Regions from separate parts of the Mus musculus genome. Here region 1 is linked to region 2. A link is a loop called in an ENCODE intact Hi-C map of the cell type or tissue named here. Cell type or tissue: heart. All regions are shown on one strand. Links, peaks and the distances in the headings refer to the core of each region. The heading gives the core; the rest is flanking DNA. Region 1 has its middle 19 kb from the start of Lnx1. Region 2 has its middle 82 kb from the start of Lnx1.

Region 1 (5,382 bases), core at 150-5,149, 62 kb before region 2:
TGGCTGTCCTGGACAACTTACTTTGTAGAGCAGGCTGGCCTCGAACTCAGAAATCCACCTGCCTCTGCCTCCCAAGTGCTGGGATTAAAGGTGTGTGCCACCACTGCCCGGCTTCAGTCTCGTTTCTGACCTCCAGCATTGGGATCTGCATTTGAATAAGGCGCGAGTGCGCGTGCGTGTGTGTGTGTGTGTGTGTGTGTGTGTGTGTGTGTGTGTGTGTGCGTGCGTGCGTGTGTGTGTGTGAAAGTTCCACAAATTCTGTTCTAGGTATTGGGAAGAACTCAGCTCTGTGTGTGTGTGTGTGTGTTTGTGAAAGTTCCACAAATTCTGTTCTAGGTACTAGGAAGAACTCAGCTCTCCAAACCTGCCAAATTCTATTTCCTGTGTGACCCCCTTGGCCTTGGAAGCCCTTTCCTCTGACTGCAGAGAAGTTGGATATCTTCCAGGCTGTAGTTTGTTTCTTTGTCATGTTTGTTTCCAACACTACAGTGTGAGATTCTCTAGTCTGCAGAATCTGGTCCCACTTATGGCCTTGCAAATAACAGTGACTTAGTCAGTGTACACTCAACAAAGCAATAGATGAATGAAATGCACCAGGTACCTCCTATAGACACATCTGTGGTCACTTTATCTAAAGACTCACACTCAGCTCTTTCTACTGACTTCAGTCTAGTCTGTTCTACCATTCATTAGAGTCAAACAGAGATTTAAAGAGACTGAGAAGGAGCTGAGGTGAAGGAGGGAATATTATTTCCAATGTTCTGACACATTCTTGAGTTCTCAATATATTTCTCTTTATGAGAGCCTACATCAAAAGGCAGAGCCACAGTCTGAGTTGAACACTGGGCTGCAGTCTTGGTCCCCAGTCTGACACTGATATAAGGTGGGATTCCTTGGGGTCTTGGCATTTGGGCCCCTGGCCCCAGTGTGTCCTGATTCCTAAGTGAGTGACCTTGCAAATGTAGGTTATAGGGATCTGAACTCAGGTCTTCATGCTTATGTGGCAGGCACTTTACCAACTGAGCCATCTCCCCAGCTCCCAATAACTCTTCTCAAGGACAAAAATTCTGATTTTTTTTATTGGCATGCATACTCTGTTGCAAATTAAGGTTTTATTTAAACAAGCCCCCAGAGGTTAATATCCCTTTCTCATGATCTGTTTTATAGGCAAGTTACACTAAGATACACAGGTCTCCTGCCTCCCTAGAGATATTTATGAACATCGTTTATTATGTCTCTAGTGTCTCAAGACAAGGAGGCGACTGAACAAAACCTGACTTGGAAAGATATAGGTGTGCAATAGCCCAGGAGAAGTAGATTTTGATCAAGGAAGTTGGCATTCCCTCACAATCCACCTCTGTTTGAGCAATTAAGTTCTTTAGAAAACCCACTGATTTGTCAAAAAGAGCGCACGGGTTAGAGAATCCTGACAGGTTTGGAACTACAACCCTCGCATGTTAATGCCCGGGTGTTGTAGGAAAGAACAGTGCAGCCACTGTTGACACACACTAGACCACTCAGTGTTCTTGAAGTGTCTGTGAGCCGGCCCACAAGGCGAGACTACGGCTCCCCTGTTCCTCAGCGTCCCGGACTCCCTGCAGCCAGTGATGGACCATGATCTCTCACTATGACATCTGAAGATGGAATCTCAATGCCAGGAAGGAAGTTTTCCAGATCAGTTTAAGAAACAAAACCCTCTTATTACAACAGGATCCGGTAAAGAAAACAAGGAGGGGATTCAGGAGAGAAGGAGGGTGGCAAAGAGGAACAGAAAAAACAAATACGTCAGAGGAAGACGAGACACGCAGTGAACGCGGTGCAGTTACGTGTGCTTGCTGAGAAAATGCTTCTTGCAGGGAATGCCGTGTGGGAAGAAGGCTGACCCACATGTCAGAACCTGCTCGCTGTCCTCTGTCACAGAACTTTAACATTGGCCCCGTGTAGCTGTGAGACACAAACATTTTCTTTCATAATTCGCATTTCTCTCGTAATCAAAATATTATTCCTTGGGAAGGGAGTTTTAATGAGTTTTACTTAGTATTGTGTAGAGTTGCATAAAGAAGAGACAGATTGCCCTTTCATTAGCTCATGTAATGAAAGGATACACAGAGATGCTGGAGGCTTAAAATGTTGCAAAATGGGGCCTTGATCACATCACTCAGGGTCCTAGATGGATCCCTTAGCCTTTGTGTGGCTAAAATGGGCGTGTGCTAGCCATGTCGAAGCCAGAGGAGACAACGCAGGACTCCAGAATAGGAAGAGGACTACGACAGAATAAAATACAACTTCAGCCAACTCTAATTTGAAGATACTTGGATATTTTCGTTCTTGTTACAGCTGCTAATTCACAGCTATTAATAATTCATGCCTTGGTGCTGGAAGTTCCTCGTGGAGACTGTCACTCCTGGAAGGAACGGGGTTTTCTGATGGCAGCGTTATGTGTAACCTAAGTTCCCACAGCGGTTGTTCCTCCTGCCCCTGAGAGGCAGGTCTGTTACTCCTCTGGAGCAGCTTCAGGCTCTCCCTCTTCCCTGCTCCCATTCCTCACCTCAGACACGCTCAGGTTTCCCCTGTGTGGGGTAGTTCTGTGACTCCTTTGTGCCTAGAATCACTATCCAATTTCTCTCATTTTCACAACAAATAGTCTCTCTGGTGGCAACCTCTCTGCATCCCTGGCTGTCTTCCCACCAGGCTGCAATAGCAGACTGCAGAATGTTCTTGTTCCAACCTGCACAGTGTGAGCCTTTGCCAGGTGCCCTTCACCTGGTCCTTTCAGCAGCCTCTGACCCTTCAGTTCGCCCACCCTTTGGGAGACTGTACTTGTACATTAGGCACAAAACTATTAGACGACCAGCTAGATAATATTCTTGTATTTTCTGAATCAATATATAATTAACATATGGGTAAAACCAGAAAAAATATATACAAACAACTTTCTATATATTTAAAAAATATTTTATTTTTTTAATTGTGTGCAGGTGTATATATGTGTATGGATGTGCACATGTGAGAGCAGATGACTTTGGAGGACAGAACAGGGTAGCAGAACCCCTGCAGCTGGTTTTATAGGTGGCTATGAGCCACCTGACAGACAGGGGTCCTAAGAACTGAACACAGACCATCTGCCAAACCAGCACACACTTATAACTGCTGAACCATCTCTCCAGCCCCAACCTTCTATATTTTAAATATTTATAGAAAAAAAATATTAAACTGTTAAACATTATAGCAGCAGACCCCCATTTTTGTAGAGTAAGGAATAGATTCAGTTTAACTTTTTTAAATGTATTTCTTTTTATTTATGTACATTAACATTTTACTACATGTATGTTTGTATGAGGGTGTCGGATCCCCTGAAACAGGTATTACAAACAGTTGTAAGCTGACATATGGGTGCTGGAAATTGAACCCAGGGTCCTCTGGAAGAGCAGCCAGTGCTCTTAACTGCTGAGCCATCTCTTCAGCTCCCAGTTTAATTTACATTCATGTATATGTGTATAGATATGGTATATATGTTTAAAGATTGTACGCAGTCTATATGGAAAAATCCATTCAAAATGGAATCATTGGTATGCATGTAAGAAAAAGCTATGGAACTTGGGAGAAAAACAAAGGAAGAAATCTTTATAATCATGAAATATATAATTGCTTCTTAGCAAGGACACAAAGGATACAAGCACACACATGCACACACCCAGGCACACACACAGATGAACACAATATAAATTGGTCTTTATCACACTAATAAAACCTTGTGCCAGAGGATACTATTAAGGAAATAGAATACACTCAGGAAGCCTCATGTAGCTATCACATGTCAGGTTTTCTGTCTAATTTGTCCTGTCTGTCAGGTTGGTTTGAACTGTGCAATGACTTCCTCCTCTGGAGAACTTCTGTGATTCCCAATCAAAGCCAAAATTCACCGAACATCAAAGACTTCAGATATGGCCTTTCTTTAATATTGCCTACTTAATTTTGTTAGAATGTTTACAAATTTGCTGTACTTTCTATTTGTGTATGTGTGGGAGGCAGTTCTTGGGGGATTGAACTTAGGTCCTTATTTATACATACCCCAGTTATAACTGTAAAATTTCCTTTGATAAGCAAACCTGATATATTTTTATTATTATTTAAAGCTATATTAAAAGTCAAAATTACCTTCAGTAACTTTGAAAACTTAACATCTGTGACCAATGTTAATGATATTTTTTAATAGCACATTACTTTAACATGACTTAAAAAAAAAACCTATTATGTTGGAAAAACAAATTGGAACCTTTTTATTTTTTAATGCTTCATTAAGTTATTTGGCCACTTCAGCTCATGCCCTGTTCTAACTCCTCACTGTAGAGACTGAATTTCCTGTGAGAGTCTGCATGTCTTGCTCACTAGATTCTATTTTTGTACAATAACTAAAGGCAAAAAAATTAGTCGCATTAGTATATAAAGAGGTCATAATATAGGCTGTGCCCTATTGCATTTCAATACTGTGTAGAGACTCATGAACACTTACATTAGTTTTTTCACATAGTAAATACATCAAACAAACAAACAAAAAACAAAACAAAAACTAGCCACTTGAGTTGAGATGGTTCAGCTGGTAAAGATCCTTTCCACCAGGACTGATGGTCTGAGCTTAAGACCAGAGAAGAAAAGAATGAGAAAGAATGAGTTCCTTTATACATGTACACAGTACACATACACACACACACACACACACACACACACACACACACACTCACACATTCACACACTCACACAATCACACAATCATACATACACACACACATACATACATACACACACATACATACACACACACACACATACACACACACTCACTCATACATACATACACACACACATACACACACACACACACACACACTCACACATATACACACATACACTCACACACACACACACACACACACACACACACAATGCATATAATTGTAAAAAAGAGAAACCTTAAATAATAAGAATAAAATCACAAGGAATATGAGAATATCTTTTGTAAATCAAATATCAGGGGATATATATATATATATATATATATATATATATATATGACTTAATACTAAAAGTCAAGCTGTCATCTACTTTCTTTTTCTATGGTAAAGTACCTGAGGATGGTAATACCTAAAAAAAAAGGGGTGGGGGCATATAGCTCATAGTTTAGAAGGCTGCCCTGAAAAATCAGGCAGCCACATTGATTTCATTTCTGAGGAGTGTCCTCTTGGCCTTTGTGTTAGTTGTTTTTCTGTTGCTATGATAAAAAACTAAGACCAAGGTGTCTTATAGTTTATTTGGGCTTATGACTCCGGAGGGATGAGAGTCCATCATGACACAGAGAGACGTGGAAGCCAGCAGCATGGTGTA
Region 2 (5,382 bases), core at 70-5,069:
TTGCTATAGCTTTTATTATCCCCTTACTTATTTACTGACACTCTCATTTCCTGGTTATAGGCTTCCCAAATTAGGACTTTTCTGTTTTACTCTAAGCTGTCTCCCTAGTGCGGGGATTAGTGAGGCATATTGGGCTCTCTCTCAGTCAATTATTGGCTGGTGAGCTTATATATTTACATCATTAATTACAATGACACTTGGGGGACTCTTTATACTTTTTCATCTGCTCCAGCCAGCCCCATCTCTCCATCAGTGACGAGTCTGTGATGGTGATGAGTTTGTGATGTGGACGGCTTCTGAACTAAAACACTCTCTCTCTCTCTCTCTCTCTCTCTCTCTCTCTCTCTCTCTCTCGTGATGTGGACGGCTTCTGAACTAAAACACTCTCTCTCTCTCTCTCTCCCTCTCTCTTGTGATGTGGACGGCTTCTGAACTAAATCTCTCTCTCTCTCTCTCTCTCTCTCTCTCTCTCTCTCTCTCTCTCTCTGGCCACACCCACAATCACACCTGCCGGGCTGTAGTTGTTACATTGTATTAGTGCAGCTGCAGTGAAGCACTTCTTCCTTCCTCCAATCCCTGCTTCTCTGATACTGTTTTCTTAGGACTTCCAACAAGGTTGCCTTAAAACATAAATCCAGTTAAGTCTTCTGCTTCTACTTGCCAGAGGCACCCCACCACCTAAACAAGGAAAGAGAAGCACCAGACTTTGACAGGAGCAGCCATCTGGCCATTGCCATCCTGGCTTCTGTACCCTCCCTTTTCTGAACCCATTCTTGTAGTTCCCCAGGGAACATTCTTTAGCTATACTCAATTCAATTGACTCTTTCTTTCTTTTAACTTGGTTAAGTGCCTCTACCCTGTGAAACTAAGTACCGCATTCCCCAGAGAGTCAGCTGGGTTTCTGTCACTAAAGATGATCTGCCTTTTGTTCTCGCCCAAACAATTCCTGCATGGCATTTTCTAGCTTATTTCCTAAGCATCCCCTTCAGCCAATTATTTGCTTTAAAAAATCGGTTCTTAACAATATGAACTAACCAGTACCCCCAGAGCTCCCTGGGACTAAACTACCAATCAAAGGAAACACATGGTGGGACTCATGGCTCTAGCTGCATATGTAGCAGAGGATGGCCTAGTCGGTCATCAATGGGAGGGGAGGCCCTTGGTCCTGTGAAGGTTCTATGCCCCAGTCTAGGGGAATGCCAGGGCCAGGAAGTGAGAGTGGGTGGGTTGGGGAGCAAGGAGAGGGAGGAGGGGATAGGGGATTTTCAGAGGGGAAACTAGGAAAGGGGATAACATTTGAATGTAAATAAAGAAAATATCTAATAAAAAATCGGTTCTTACTGAGCAACTACTATTCTCTAGGCATTTGAGGTTCTAGGAGACAGAGTTGGAAACAAAGCAGACAGAAGAAAGTTGTTCTCAAGAAGTGAAGCGGGAGATGGCCGGTGGAAAATAAATAAGCTACATGTTACACTTAGAGGTTACGAACGCAGTGGAGTCAGAGAATTTGGGAGAGATGAGTGTGGTGGCTCAATGGTGAGGAGCAGAGATGCTATGTTGTCGGGAAAGGCATCACTGTCATGACATCTAGGTCAAAGAGGAAGAGCAAGGACCGAGACATGTGGACACCAGGGATGAGTATTTTTACCTGAAGGAATAGCAATAGAGAACCCTTGATGTTGGGGTGTGGTTGGCCAGCTTTACAGGAAGCACGTGAGAAGCAGGAGACCATCAGAACAGGGGAGTAGAAGCCATGGGGTTATGGCATGAACTCGGCTTTGCTTTGAGTGAGAAAGGCAGTCAGGGGGTGCTGAGGAGAAGAAGAGGGGTACAACAGGACACAGGGACCTCTGAAGCCTCTGCGCCAGTCTTTTGATAGCTTAGGCCAAGATGGCTGCCCTCATTAGTTTAAGAGTGACAAACACAAGACTAGATTCCCCTCAACCCCCAGTACAGTGACTGACCCCTCACCCAGTGGTGGTCACGGCGTAGGGCAGTGAGCGGCCCCAGTTGTCTGAAGGAGAAGCCAGACCCTGTGCAGTCAGCACCCTTGTTTTTCTGGGACAGATGGAGCAGGATTGTTTCCAGTGGGCAAGCTCCGTTTTTCTGGTTTTCCTAATTGAACTTCCCTGGGGCCACATTCTGAAGACGGCGTGGGTGTGTTGGCACAGAGGCCGATACAATCAAGTCTGATTGTGAAATGTGCTTTTAAATGACCCCTGCACACATGAAATGTGTTTAAAAAAAATAACAACCACATGTTTCTCTAAGGCAGGCTGCCCTAGGTAATCATGACCTCAAGACCACAGGTGCATCTTAGAACACAGTCAGAACATTCTGGAAGTTAACACGGGTCTGGGACTGCCAGAATCTCGCTTTTAGGTTCTTATTTATTTATTATACAGTACCAGGGCTTGATTCCAGGATCTGCTACATTCTTAGCGATTGCTCTGCCAGTGAGCTACATCCTCAGGCCTCTGGTTCTAATTTGAGGGAAAAGCTAAGAAAGGAGTGGGGGCTTCTAACCCTATAATCCCAAGGCTTTCGTGGCTGAAACAGGAAGACCAAGAGTTCAAGGTTAGCCTGGGTCACATAGTGAGGCCTTCTCTCAAATGAATGAATGAATGAGAACAGAGGAAAGCATTTGGAGAAGGTAATTAAAAATGATCTCTCTTGGTGTGTGTGCGCGCATGTGCACTCAAGCTTATATTCATGCACACATACATGAACCCACGTGGAGGTCAGAGGTCAATGTAGGGTGTTTCTTCTATCTCTCTTCACCTTATATATAAAATACAGATCTCTCTTGAATCCAGAGCATGTAGATTTGGATAGTGTTGCCAGCCATCTTGTTCTGGGGATCCTGTGTCTGCCTGCTGTGCAGGCTGCCACAACCACTTGGCATTTACACGGGTGCCCATTAACATAGGGCTGGAACTTCAGTCCTTGTGTTTGTGCGGCAAACACTTCACCCAGTGAGCCATCTCACTGGCCCCATCATTTATTTCTTTTTAATAAAGGGAGATAATGAAGGATGCAGAGTTGGAGATGGAGTAATAGTCCTTAAACTCTGTAAATTGGGGAAATGTTTGGGCTTCTGGAGTTTCTGAAATAAGATAATATGCTTAAAATGTGGGCCAGTGGCATGTTAGCTCTCTGAGCTGTTTGCCGCAGCCGTGCATGCTCTGGAACTAACGCCATGTAATTCTCGAGCGCGCCCCCAACTCGCCAGCAAGAACAACGCCACAGCAGGATCCTTCTGCACACGTTTATTCAGTCCTGTTTCTTCTTTCTCTATATTTCCCTTGTTTATATCTCCCTTGTTTATATATCTCCCCTGTTTATATCTCCCTTGTTTTTATATCTCCCTTGTTTTTATATCTCCCCTGAACCCTGGGCCTCTCACTCTTTTATACTCTCAGTTCCCATCCACGCACAGCAGGCCACGCCACCTCACCAGGCATGCAGCTTCAGCTAATCAGGGCAGCAGGGGCAAATCTCCACCAAATTGGATTCACCTGTATCCTGGTACACCTGCGCAGCACTCAAGATGTTTGTGTCTTATATGAGGAAGTCAGGTGCAAGTCATATGACTTAGCTGCAGTCCCTGGCGCCTTTGGGACTGCCGCCACACCCGCTCCCCACAATTCCCCCTTTTTTCTTTTTTGGCAGAGAGAATGTCTGTAGATAGCCCCCCGCAGCCATGCCCCTTACCCGTCCTTGGGTGACAAACAGCATTGGTTTGATCCCTGTCTTAGGTTGGTGACATGCCCAGGGAGTCTTATCACTGACTACCTCTCTATCATGCCAAGCCACACCTGGGGAGATTGTGTTTTGCTTGTGGCAGGTGCATCAAAAGGCCAGGATGTTGATTAATCTATGGCCAGATCTTAATCGCTGCAAGCAAGCCTCATGGGTGAAGGTAGAGGTCTGATCCCCAGTGTGCAAGCATAGGGGCCCTACACAAAACCATCCCTTAGGCTCATCACCCAGAGAGGTCTTGGCCAGCTCCCGTGTCGTTTTTCCTGGGGGAAGGGAACTAGGACACTGAACCTTCATGCAATCAGACATGCCTTCCACAGGATGCCAACAGCAAGCTATCCTCTGTGCAGTGCTTAGCCTCGCACCCCACGGCATAACGCAGCATAATTTCTTTTAGAGCGGCAAACCAAATCTGAGGAGATTGTCCCGCCTCCACTGCAGCAAAAGCCTATGCTACCATGGCGAAAGTGCGGGCCTGCACACGCTGCACCTAACACATGTGCCAAACACACACACTATTACAAGCATACATCCCAGGGCTCTCATCCCCACTCATCTTCCCTGAAGCAAGGGATAGATGGCCATCGGGGCTATCTCTTTAAGGGGAATTCAGGGATCAAAAAGCGTGGAAAAATTTGAATGTCATGTCGAGCTGGTATCGGCTTCTGGAATAACGAAAGGATCTCTCATCTCGACTCCATCCTTTGTGTTTGTGGGATCATCCACCATATCCACAGGGGCAACTGGATCAGGAGCCTCATTCTTGCAGCGTCTCACCAATCTCTCCGGCACCCAAAGAGGTTCCGTCTGGTCCTGTGGAAACACACAAACAGACCCTCTCGCCCACGTCAACACCTGATCTGGTCGATCCTCTCCAAATCTCCGGACAGAAGGTCCACCTACAGGTGGCTGCTGAGGAGGCATAGGGAGGCGGCACAAAAGCTAATTCGCCTTCCTCCTCCACCTCGGCTCTTTTATTTTGTCCTTTCTGTCCACCTGATAACACTGTCTTTCTTTTTCCTTTTTCTTTTTAAGCCCTTCTCCTTTTCCGACATACTTTCTTGTTGCTCTGTAAGGATTTTCTGACCTGTCTTGACTGCCTCTACACACAGTTTCAAACAGTAACAGAGTCCATATATCAGAACAAACAAGACCAAAACTATCAGACCTACCCACAAAGGGTCAATGGGAGAAAAAAACATAACTACACAGCGAGGATCTCTTGATCACTACACTGAGGTTATCATAGTTCCTTAACTTGTCCCCAAACCGGGAACCTTAACTTATCCCAAAACCGGGAACCTATCGTTACTTTGTGCCTGCTTCCTGGCAACTTTATATTCCCCTCTATTTTATCCGAGGTCCTTCCCAAACTCCTGGGTTACTTTGTGCCTACTTCCTGGCAACTTTATGCTCACCTCTATTTTATCCGAGGTCCTTCCCAAACTCCTGGGGTTGCAAGTTTCACTCACCGTGAACTTACCCTGCTGGCAACCACTGACTGCTGAAAGTTCTGAACTCGGTGGGGGAGTCGGTTCCCCGTACGGGCCACCAATTGTCACGCCCGCTCTCGACCAGCAAGAACGACACGACCACCAGTCCTTCTAACAGCAGTTTATT

Evidence for each region. A loop is a pair of places that touch in the nucleus more often than their neighbours do. Peaks named below come from ENCODE experiments on the same cell type or tissue, not always from the same donor. Only the 100,000 strongest peaks of a DNase experiment are listed, where the experiment ranks them.
Region 1: it touches region 2 in a loop (2.5-fold over the local background); 4 of 42 quality-filtered maps call a loop at or near these places.

What each region holds. Positions count from the first base shown.
Region 1 is chr5:74,719,348-74,724,729 of GRCm38, forward strand. No RefSeq gene overlaps it. Among named protein-coding and RNA genes, the nearest start is that of Lnx1, 19 kb to the left of the region's middle. In heart, for the core only: no CTCF peak of the experiment used is centred there; no DNase peak of the experiment used is centred there; H3K27me3 peaks cover 815 bases.
Region 2 is chr5:74,781,923-74,787,304 of GRCm38, forward strand. No RefSeq gene overlaps it. Among named protein-coding and RNA genes, the nearest start is that of Lnx1, 82 kb to the left of the region's middle. In heart, for the core only: no CTCF peak of the experiment used is centred there; a DNase peak (open chromatin) is centred at 2,109; H3K27me3 peaks cover 277 bases.